Linked DNA regions of Homo sapiens: region 1 is linked to region 2. The links are chromatin loops, found by intact Hi-C in ENCODE. Cell type or tissue: GM12878. All regions are shown on one strand. Each heading gives the region's core, and the rest is flanking DNA. Links, peaks and the distances in the headings are about the cores only. Region 1 has its middle 52 kb from the start of CYP26A1. Region 2 has its middle 190 kb from the start of CYP26A1.

What was found. Peaks named below come from ENCODE experiments on the same cell type or tissue, not always from the same donor. Only the 100,000 strongest peaks of a DNase experiment are listed, where the experiment ranks them.
Region 1: a loop joins it to region 2, with 6 times the contacts of the local background. A loop is called at or near these places in 1 of 110 quality-filtered maps.

What each region holds. Positions count from the first base shown.
Region 1 is chr10:93,122,762-93,128,145 of GRCh38, forward strand. No RefSeq gene overlaps it. Among named protein-coding and RNA genes, the nearest start is that of CYP26A1, 52 kb to the left of the region's middle. RefSeq lists enhancers at 1,094-1,163, 1,254-1,313. In GM12878, for the core only: no CTCF peak of the experiment used is centred there; DNase peaks (open chromatin) are centred at 2,050 and 2,350.
Region 2 is chr10:93,264,994-93,270,377 of GRCh38, forward strand. No RefSeq gene overlaps it. Among named protein-coding and RNA genes, the nearest start is that of CYP26A1, 190 kb to the left of the region's middle. RefSeq lists a silencer at 2,570-2,619. In GM12878, for the core only: no CTCF peak of the experiment used is centred there; a DNase peak (open chromatin) is centred at 2,758; H3K4me3 peaks cover 482 bases; H3K27ac peaks cover 916 bases.

The sequences.
Region 1 (5,384 bases), core at 174-5,173, 140 kb before region 2:
AAATATTCCTCTAGAATTGGAATCCCAGAGGTGTTACTTTGGCCAATATGTGAGTTCTAAGCTGGCCCCAAACTCCAACCCAGTGACATGCTCCAGTGAATGGCTGTGAAGCTATTGCCTCATGCTGGGGGTCTCCTCGCAGTGACTTCCTAAATAGGGAAGATTGTGAGTAACAGTGGATTTTGTTGACAAAATGACTATGCCAGCTGTGAAACTTACATCCTGCTTGGCAATATAATAACTGGCCATATCTTAAGTTACTATTAAACATTTACATCTGATGTAATGTAGAGATGGTGAAACCCTGTCTCTACTAAAAATACAAAAATCAGCTGCATGTGGTGGCACGTGCCTGTAGTCCTAGCTACTTGGGAGGCTGAGGTGGGAGAATCGCTTGAACCTGGAAGGCGGAGGTTGCAGTGAGCCCCAAACTCTTGTAAACTTGGGGGCACATGTGATATAGGTAGCTTTTTGAGGGACAAAGACGAATCATTTGATTATTCGACAAATATTGATGGAGCATCTGCTCTATACTGGGCAGAGGGCCAGGTGCTGGGCTTACAGTGATGAATAAGACAATGTGGTCCCTTGTGGAACATATATTATAGTGAGGAACACAGATGAGAAATAAATGAGTAAAAAGCAACTACTTTTGTGATTAATGTTTGCAGGTAACACATGAGGGGCTGCGTTAGCTAATAATGAGGTAGTGATGGTGGGTTTCAGGCTGTTCCACATGCCGACCACTTTTAGTGCTAGGGCCTTGGGGGTTTCACTAAAAAGAGGGTGGAGGCTGGGTACGGTTGCTCAAGCCTGTAATCCCAGCACTTTGGGAGGCTGAGGTGGGAGGATCACTTGAGTCCAGAAGTTTGAGACCAGCCTGGTCAGTATAGTGAGATGCCATCTCTATAAAAAATAAAAAATTAGCTGTGTGTGGTGGCACGTGCCTGTAGTCCCAGCTACTCAGGAGGCTAAGGTGGCAGGATCACTTGAACCCAAGAGTTCAAGGTTACAGTGAGCTATGATTACACCACTGCCCTCCGGCCTGGGTGATGGAGCGAGACCCTGTCTTTAAAAACAAAAAACGGTGGAGAAATTTAATGCAGTGTCAGATCACAGGAGTCATTTGAAGTATGACACCTCTTTAATACACCTGAAGTTCTCTTGAAAATAAGCAACAGGAAGCAGTGTGAATCCCTCTTGAATGCTCTGGTGAGCAGCCCTTCACAACCTCCACTCAGAAGCTGATGGGCTGTGTCTCCAGGACAAGAGACTAGAGGTGGGCCTTTTAGGTCCCTCAGACTTTGCCGATGGGATTGTAAATTGGTACAACCTTTCTGCAAAAGTTTTGCAGTACGTATAAAGAGTATTAAGTGGGGTAATCCATTCTAACCCCAGCAATCCCCCTCCAGAAATTAATACTGAAGAAGTACTCAGAATTGAAGACAACAGATTTCTGATAAAGTGTTCATTCCAGGGTTGTTTAAATTAGACATGATAGAAGAATATATAGTACTTATGGTGCGTTTACATGATGAATTACGGTACAGTCATTTTTTATGAATATTGAATGCTGGGAAATGTTCACTATATAAGTTAAGTGATAAAGCAAAGCATGAAAGTATAACAAAAACTGAAGAATGGTAGAAATCTTTTTTTTTTTTTCTTTTAAACAGAGTCTTGCTCTGTTGCCCAGGCCGGAGTGCAACGGTATGATCTTGGCTCACTGCAACCTCCATCTCCTGGGTTCAAGTGATCCTCCTGCCTCAGCCTTCCAAGTAGTTGGGACTACAGGTACATGCCACCATGCCTGGCTAATTTTGTATTTTTAGTACAGACGGGGTTTCACCATGTTGGTCAGGCTGGTCTCGAATTCCTGACCTCAAGTAATCCACCTGCCTGAGCCTCCTAAAGTGCTGGGATTACAAGCATGAGCCACAACGCCCAGCCAGGAGTCTATTTTTAACAAGCATAGAGATATACGTGTGCAAAAGAGATTGTGAAATGTTATCAGTGGTTATCTCTGAAAGGAGGAAGTCAGGTGATTTTTTTCATCTTTAAACTTTCTGTGGTTTTCTAAATTCTCTTCAATAATCATGTCCTATTTATAAACAAAGGAAGAAATTTAAAAGTCTACCTTTACTTTAAGTAACAAATAAAAGTGTGTTCCAAGGTGAAACTGCTTCTGCTAGTTCCTGAACCTAAGGGGTTGTCAAGTCTTGGAAAATAGGGAAGAAGAAAAGTAAATCTTCTTTAGGAAAAATCCTGCAGTTTCCTTACCCCCACAAAGGCTGTGCTGTTCATGCCTTCTCTGCTGCTACCTTAACACATCTTCTGGCAATAGTGAAAATGAGTCTGGCACATGAAGAGCCAAGGAAGGAGTATTCCCCCGGGGTTCGTTGGCAAGTTCATGATAGCCTAGGTGTAAGACACAAAGGAACTAAAAAAGCAAGGGCTAACATTTATTGAGTGCTAGCTCTGTGCCAGTCATGATGCTAAGTACCACAAGTACCACTGCCCCCTCCACCACCAAACACACACCCCTGTTCTTTCTTAATGTATTTAACCCTCACTGTGACCTTATGAAGTTGGTACTGTTGCTATTCTCATTTTAAAGATGGGAACACTGAAGCCTTGTATTAGGTCGCTCTTGCATTGCTATAAAGAAATACCCAAGACTGGGTAATTTATAAAGAAAAGAGGTTTAATGGGCTCATGGCCCTGCAGGCTTTACAGGAAGCATGGTGCTGACATCTGCTTGGCTTCTCGTGAAGCCTCAGAGAGCTCTCAATCGTGGCAGAAGGTGAAGGGGGAATAGTCATGTCATATGGCAAGAGCAGGAGCGAGAGAGAGAGTGGGGGCAGATGGCATACACTTTTAAATGACCAGATCTCATGTGAACTCAGAGCAAAAGCTCACTATCACCAAGGGGATGGCCCAAGCCATTCATGAGGGATTTCCCCCATCATCCAAACACCTCCCACCAGGCCCCACTTCCAACATTGGGGATTACAATACAACATGAGATTTGGTGGGGACACACATTCAAACTACATCAGGCCTAGAAGGGTGGCATGCCGTGATCACACACACCTAGTAAATGGTATTGCCAGAACTTGAATCCAGGACGCAGCTATGCTGGGGAGTGGAAAAGTCAATGAATAGGAAGGAGAGAAGGACAAATGATGGGAGAAACCAACATGGATATGAGTGGGAGGCCAGTAAGCGCTGGGTCCTCTGCAGTCTGGAGAGCACAGCAGACTGGGATGCCAAGAAGCAATCTGGAGGGGGGAAAGATGGCTGCCTTCATTTAAGAGGGCCCCAACAGTTCCAGCACAGTCTCTTAGGAGGGCCACCCCTATGACCTGGACAAAGGTTTCTTCCCTGTCAGAGCAGCAATAAAAAGATTAACAAAGAAATTGTTTGTGACTGATTATGAATGCTGGTATTTGAGAAAGTTTTTCTTAAAGGTTAAGAAAGAGGCACAGAGTTCTGAAGAGAACTTCTGGGCACCTTCCAGGACCCCCCAGGTTGATAGCAATGCTTTTCATTCTAACTTCACTTTGAACATATGGCTTTTCTGTTCTGTGACACAGACAGGCGAACTCCTGGAGCTAGCCTGATGTTCATCAGCTTCTGTTGAGGTTGTTTTTGCGACCTAGATGGAGAGTGAAGTTGGAGGCAGGTAAGAGGAAGAGTTTTCAGAGGTTTGTGAGCAAAAGAAAAGAAAGAAAATAGTCAGAGGTTTCATATGAAAGACAAATCCTGGTTCTGGTTATAGAAGGGGAAGTGGTGGCAGGAAAAAAGGGAGAACACAGCCTGGGTGGGGAGCCTCTCCAGGAGAAAGAAGTGAAGGGAGGACCAGTTCTTCATATCTGTCACCAGGGGGCAGCACTGGCACAATACAGCTTGGTTGTGCCTTGTATTCCAGTTCCAACAATTGGTAGGTTGCTTAGGGATGCAGAATTCCTGAATAACTAACACGTTATAAAATTAGTACACCTTTGAATAGCTCTGTTTCCTTCCACCTGACTTAACATCGACATTTTTCCAAGCTAACAACACATCAAAAAAATCATGCAAGAATACAGGATTTCATGAAACATTCTAAAGGGTGATGTTGGAAAAGTCCTATGGTTTCTGAAAAAGCTATTGAAAATGTGGATATCACTAAATTAGTCCACTACCAATTGAAGAAAAGAATGGCAGCAGGATGCTTCAAAACAGAATGACTTGAATAGGAAAGGCTTCAGGAAATGGGTGATATCTTGTAATATTTTTGTGAAAATGACTATTTTTATGATCATGCTATAGAATAAAACCTGAAGTGAAGGTATTGCTATTGTACTGTCATGTAATGTTGGCAGAAAATTGCACCAAAACCCCTGAAACTAATTCATTTATTGCTTGTTCTAAGAATTAGAGCACATTTACCATTATTTTCCAAATTTGGTCATATAAGATGAGATAAACTTATTTAGCTTTATTTAAAAAATTATTTTTATTAGTTTTTGTCATTTATTATGTTACCATTTACTAAAATTTTTAAGTTTTGTTTAAAGAGGTTTCACTTTGAGTATGAGGATGGAAAAAAATCAATGAATAGGGAGGAGAGGAGGACAGTTATTACAGGTAAAACAGCACTCCACAATCTTAGTTATTATTTTTATTAAAGTGTAATTTTGTGTTTTTGAGACAAGGTCTGGCTCTATCACCCAGGCTGGAGTTCAGTGGTGCTATTTCAGCTCACTGCGACCTCCACCTCCTGAGTGCAAGTGATTTTCATGCTTCACCCTCCCAAGTAGCTGGGACTACATGCATGCACCACCATACCTGGCTAGTTTTTGTATTTTTTTTAGAGACAAGGTTTTGCCATGTTGCTCAGGCTGGTCTTGAACTCCTGAGCTCATGTGATCCACCTGCCTGGGCCTCCCAAAGCACTGGGATTACATGCGAGAGCCACTGCGCCTGGCCTAAAGTGTAATTTTTCTGGCACCAATTTTACTTGGATATGAGGGCAGTATGTTTAACATTTGATCTTAACAATAACAGTTACCCTTTATTGCATACAATTTACCAGACACACTTTGCGTATATGACTTCATTTGATTCTCACAACCTCTCTAGGAGACAAGTAGTATTTTTAGTACCATTGCAGTGAAGGAAACTGAAGATAAATAGTAACCTTTAAGGGAGGAGACTACCCCTCATATTGTCTTATGCCCAGTTTCTGCCTCCAAAGAAAGAAGAAGTAAAAATTAAAGGCAGAAATGAAATCCACAGGCAGTCAGCCCGGCGCCGCACCCTGGGCCTAGTTAAAGATCAACCCCTGACCTAACCGGTTATGTTATCTATAGATTCCAGACATTGTATGGAAAAGCATT
Region 2 (5,384 bases), core at 257-5,256:
GATCTGCCTGCCTCAGCCTCCCAAAGTGCTGGGATTACAGGCATGAGCCACCGCGCCCAGCCTATCTCATCTACGTTTGTCACTCTCCTTCCTTCAATTTCAGATAGTCACACTTTGTGAACCTATCCTGGGATCTTAGGGGAAGACTAGATTCTTCAGTCCCCTGAAACTGAAAATCATTTGTCGTCCTATTATAGTGACAATTTTTTTTTTTGATATGGAGTCTCACTCTGTCGCCCAGGCTGGAGTGCAGCGGCACTATCTTGGCTCACTGCAACCTCCACCTGCCTTAGCCTCCCGAGTTCAAGCGATTCTCCTGCCTTAGCCTCCTGAGTAGCTGGGACTACAGGTGCATGCCACCACGCCCAGCTAATTTTTTGTATTTTTAGTAGAGATGGCATTTAATCATGTTAGCCAGGATGGTCTTCATCTCCTGACCTCGTGATCCACCTGCCTCAGCCTCCCAAAGTCCTGGGATTATAGCCGTGAGCCACCGTGCCTGGCCTATAACGGCAAAAATGTTTTATCACTGATATGAAAAATATTTTTTAAAGGAAAATCAGTGGAAAAGTTTTGCTGGTGTTTCTTTGACAATTGTCACTGCTGAGCTTATTTTCATGTGAACAAGACAGGCTTTCAGCTTTCCTGAGTTGTCAAGTGATAGCTTAATAAAATTTGCTTTCCAAGTACTTATTCAGAAAAATTATCCAAAATTTGGAAATAAAGCAAAGACATTGTTGTGTGTCCTTGTTTCAATGACATACTAGAGAACTGTCCAAGAAGCTCACTTAGAGATCATCTTGTGCTCTTGGAATTATTATTTTGCTTCACTTACTCTTTACTATTTATATGAACTGAATGTTTGTGTCCCTCCTCAAATTTGTATATTGAAGCCTTAACCCCCAGTGTGGCTGTATTTAGAGATGGGGTGTCTAAGAAAGCAATTAAGATTAGATGAGGTCATAAGAGTGAGACTCTGATGTGATAGGATTAGTGTCCTTATAAGAGACACCAGCTTGAACACACTGAAGAAAGGCCAGGTGAGGACACTGTGAGAAGGTGGCCCTCTGCAAGCCACAAAGAGGGCTCTCACCAGAAGCCAAACCAGCCAGAACCTGGATCTTGGATGTCAAGCCTCTACAACTGTGAACAAGTTAATTTATATATTTTAAACCACCTAGTCTTGGTACTTTGTTGCGGCAGCCTGAGCTAAGACATTATTGCTTAACGTTCAGACTCTGTAACGTTGGGCATTCACTTGTAGAAGATCGACAAGTTGCTTGTGGATGTTTCTAGTAGAGATGTAAATTATTTCTATTTGTAGAAATGAGAGTGCAAAGATCAGTTTTACTGACCTGTAGGACAGTAACCATTTTATATCTAATGTCATCTGAGTTTCAGTTTTCCTGCTTTGTAAAACACCAATAACAGTTCCTCCTTCATAGGGTTGTTGTACCACTAAATGTAACACATGTAGCACTTGTAGGGCACTGCCGGACACGTAGTAAGCTTTCAATTAAATTACACTCACTACAATTATTTAGATCGGAGGTCTACAGATGTGTTTTGTTGGGTTTGCACAGCATTTAAAAATATGAGTAGCCAATAGGTAAAAGTCAGGACATTTCACGTATTTCAGATGTTAACGTCTCTTTAAAAATCAAAATATTAGTCAGTACAAGGCTTAAATTATTATATGGCAACCAACAACTTTAAGTTGGTGTCATCTGCCCTTTGGGATGGGCAGGTGTTTTTCCACTTGCCATAGGCCACATCTGGGCCCCTTTGTTCCTTTATATTACTTTCCAGGTCTCTGAGGCGCCAACCCCTGGTTTAGAGCATCATCTTCTTGTTCCCCAATTGAAATGACCTTCAGCCCAGTTTCCAGAGGCTCCAGAACCAGGACCTGCCCAATAGGACCCCAGTGGTACTTTAGGGGAGCGCTTCAAGTGCTCATGGTTCAGCCTGATAGTATGGGACGTCTTCACAGAAAATTGTCCCTTCTCATCTCTTCCCCAGCCCTGCAGGAAGGGCGTGGTATACTCAAAGTACATACAGTAGACATCCTCTTGAGGCTTTCTGAGATGTAGCATCCTGCCTAGATAGTCTTGGTGACTTAGCAGCTTTTAGCCCTGTGTCAAATCACTAGACTAGCTGATAATAATAGTAAACTTTAACATGAGTCCCACTCCCCGCCATACTGGTCACTTGGTGTAGAATCCTCCAAACAACTTGAAGTAGGTATCACAGGTCCACAATCTGAAATTCCAAAGCTCTAAAAACCCAAATTCTTCTTGTAGCGAAATCTAACCTGAACCAACATGAAGCTATATATAGTCTTTATTTTTCCCGCCTAATATAAATACTCTGACATTTTGCTGCAGAAATGGTAATGTGTTTGATTACTGGGTACTGCCCTAAACCCTGCTAGAGGTATGGTATTCAGACTGTTCCTTCTAGAATTTGAAAACCTGGCTCCAAGTGTTTCAGATAAGGTATCGAGAATATATATTATTCCCATTTTATAGATGAGGAAACTGAATCCCTGAGAAATTAAAACAAGAAAATCCACATTATCTCCTGACTGCTCATCAGCCAGTCCTTCCTGGATGGCCTTGGGCACCTTATATTGACTGTCTGGATTTCAGTTCCTCTTTCTATAAAATGACAGGTAGCACTATTAGCTGTCATACACTGAATGGATTTTAGGTCATTTCGTTCTCTCTAAACCTTCACCACAACGTGGGTGTTATGGTTATTATCCTCATTTTGCTAATGGAGAAACTGAAACTCAAAGAACTGAAACAATTTGCCCAAGGTCACCCAGCCAGTCAATGAAGCACTGACATGTGAACCAGTTCTGTCTGTATTTGGCATCAGACACCCTTTCGTGGGATTCAAGAGCTTCTTGCAGCTCTAGGAAGAGTACCTTTCTCTTATATCCCTATCAGATTTCTTCAGTGAAAAAAATGCCTGGCCCATTTTATCTTTCATTCTTTATATTCCAGCAGCCACCAACCTTATAGAGAGGCCAGGAAAGCTTTGAAAATGATGTTTACTGTCCCCTATCTCCTGCCTTCCAGGGAAGGGTTCAAACATGTCAACTTTCAGGCTATTGCAGGCATTTCTAGGACCCCGCCTCAGTGGTCTGTCTCTCTGGCTTCCTGCTGTAAAGATTTCTGCAAGTAGGTGCAACATTTCTCTAGGGGCTTTTGGCCCCAGTAGGTCTGAAGCCAACAGCTCCTGTTAATGAGGTCTGTTCCTCCTCCCACCATCTCTCCTGGATGATTCTCCTCCTCTCACATGGGGGACACGACACAAATCACAGGAGCTTCTGGCTGCCTGTGCCTGAGAACCCTGGCCTCACTGAAAGTGTTGACGGCCTGGCAGGAGGAGCTGTCATCTTCTAGACAGTTCAATTGACCAAGCAAGGAGTGGCTCATTCTTGTAATCTCATGTTTTCCAACACAGTTGTTGAGAAAAACTGCCTCTTGCTCAGAAATACTACAGCGGTTTGGGAAGTCAGCTGCCTGTAATCATGGGCACTAGTGGATTCTAACTGCCCATCAAGAGAGGCTGCATGGAAGCAGAGGTGCAGGCACAGGGAGCTGGTATCTCCCTCCCCATCCTTTATCCCTCTGACTTTGAGCAAGACACTTGACCCATTATAACTATTTCCTTGTCTGGAAAATGGGGATAAAAACCTCCAGTTCTGTCTATCTCATAGGACTGCAGGGAGAATTGCAGTAGTAATAGATGTGACAACCTTTGCAAACATCACATACAACTATGTAAGCCTGAGGGCAAGGGATGAGTTATGGTTATGTGAATTATGGTTACCTGTGGAGGGTGTCCAGGTTCTTGGTGTCTTGAACAAAGAATTGGACAAAACACACAAAGCAAGGAAAGAACAAAGCAACAAAAGCAGAGATTTATTGAAAATGAAAGTAAACTCCACAGTATGGGAGTGGGCCTGAGCATAGGGGCTCAAGAGCCCTGTTACAGAATTTTCTGGGGATTAAATACCCTCTAGAGGTTTCCACTGGTTACTTGGTGTAAGCCCTATGTAAGTGAAGAGGATGAAATAAAGTTACAAAGTCATTTACTCAGTGTATGCCCTATGTAAATGGAGAGGATATATGTTTCTATTTGATTTAGTTCTAGGAAGTCAGCATGAATCAGCCTTATGTTCCCTGCCTCCAGACCCTATTCTTCTGCCTCAGTTAAGCATGAGGAGCAGAAGCCAGCTCTACAAAGAGATGAGATCAAAAGTTTAGTAGATTGAACTCCAATAGGTCTTGACGATGATCCTTACATACGTATTTCCAAAACATATCTCTCTTTCTTGTTTCAAGATGACTGCAAACTACTGGGTCTTAGAAATGACTGGAGAATTTTGTTTCTGTGTGTCATTTGAAAGCATTTTTATGCCTTAAGATTGTGGCCAACACAAGGAATGTAACAGGAGTAAAAATCAAGAGAAACAACAGATAACAGAAACAAACCCACACCTACTTCTGGAAGTGGAATTATCAGGGACATATTGTAAATAAGCTTTTTATTATGTAAATTACAAACTTGAACATATTTGAAGGAAAAATAGGCTCTAAAAAATCTAGCAGATATGGAAAAGAACCAAATAGAACTTCCAGAAATAGAACACATAGGAACCGAAATTAAACACACTGGAGTTTCATAGAAAAGTTTAAGGGACTGCCCTAGTTGGGAGAAGATGAGAGGCAAGGCCTTCAATGGAAAGGAACATTAGGCTTCGTATAATTGGAATTGTGGGTGATGAGTGGGAGGAAAAGAAATAAAAAAAGCTGTAGAAATTGGACCTCTAAGAGCTTTAGGAATCTCAAAGATGTCAACTATTTTGATAACCATAGTAGCCTTAGCATCAGCACTAGGGCCATTTCCTCTTGCACCAGACACCAGAACTTTTTGGAGAAAAGTGATGGAAGAGGGAGGCACCACCAGCTCTTACTGTCATTTAGAAGTAGCACCCTGTCTATAAATTCCAACTGCAACCCGGAACAAGAAAGAATAATTGGCAAACTCAGGAATTATTCTTGAAAATCAGCTCTAATTAAATGAAGACTACTTGTATTTTCTAATTTCATAGTTTAAAAATTGAAGCCCGGAATTCAGGTTTATGAAATTTTTTTCAGGAAGTGAGGCTTCTTATCAAAGTGAAAGTTTACAGGAATGAATAGAAGTAGACATCTGTGAACCTCAAATATCTGAGACAGGTCTCAGTCAATTTAAAAGTTTATTTTGGCAAGGTTAAGGACACGCCCATGACACAGCCTCAACGTGTAAAATGTACACTAGTTCTGTCCTCCAGTAAGGTGGGACAACTTGAAGTGGGGGCTTCAAGGTTA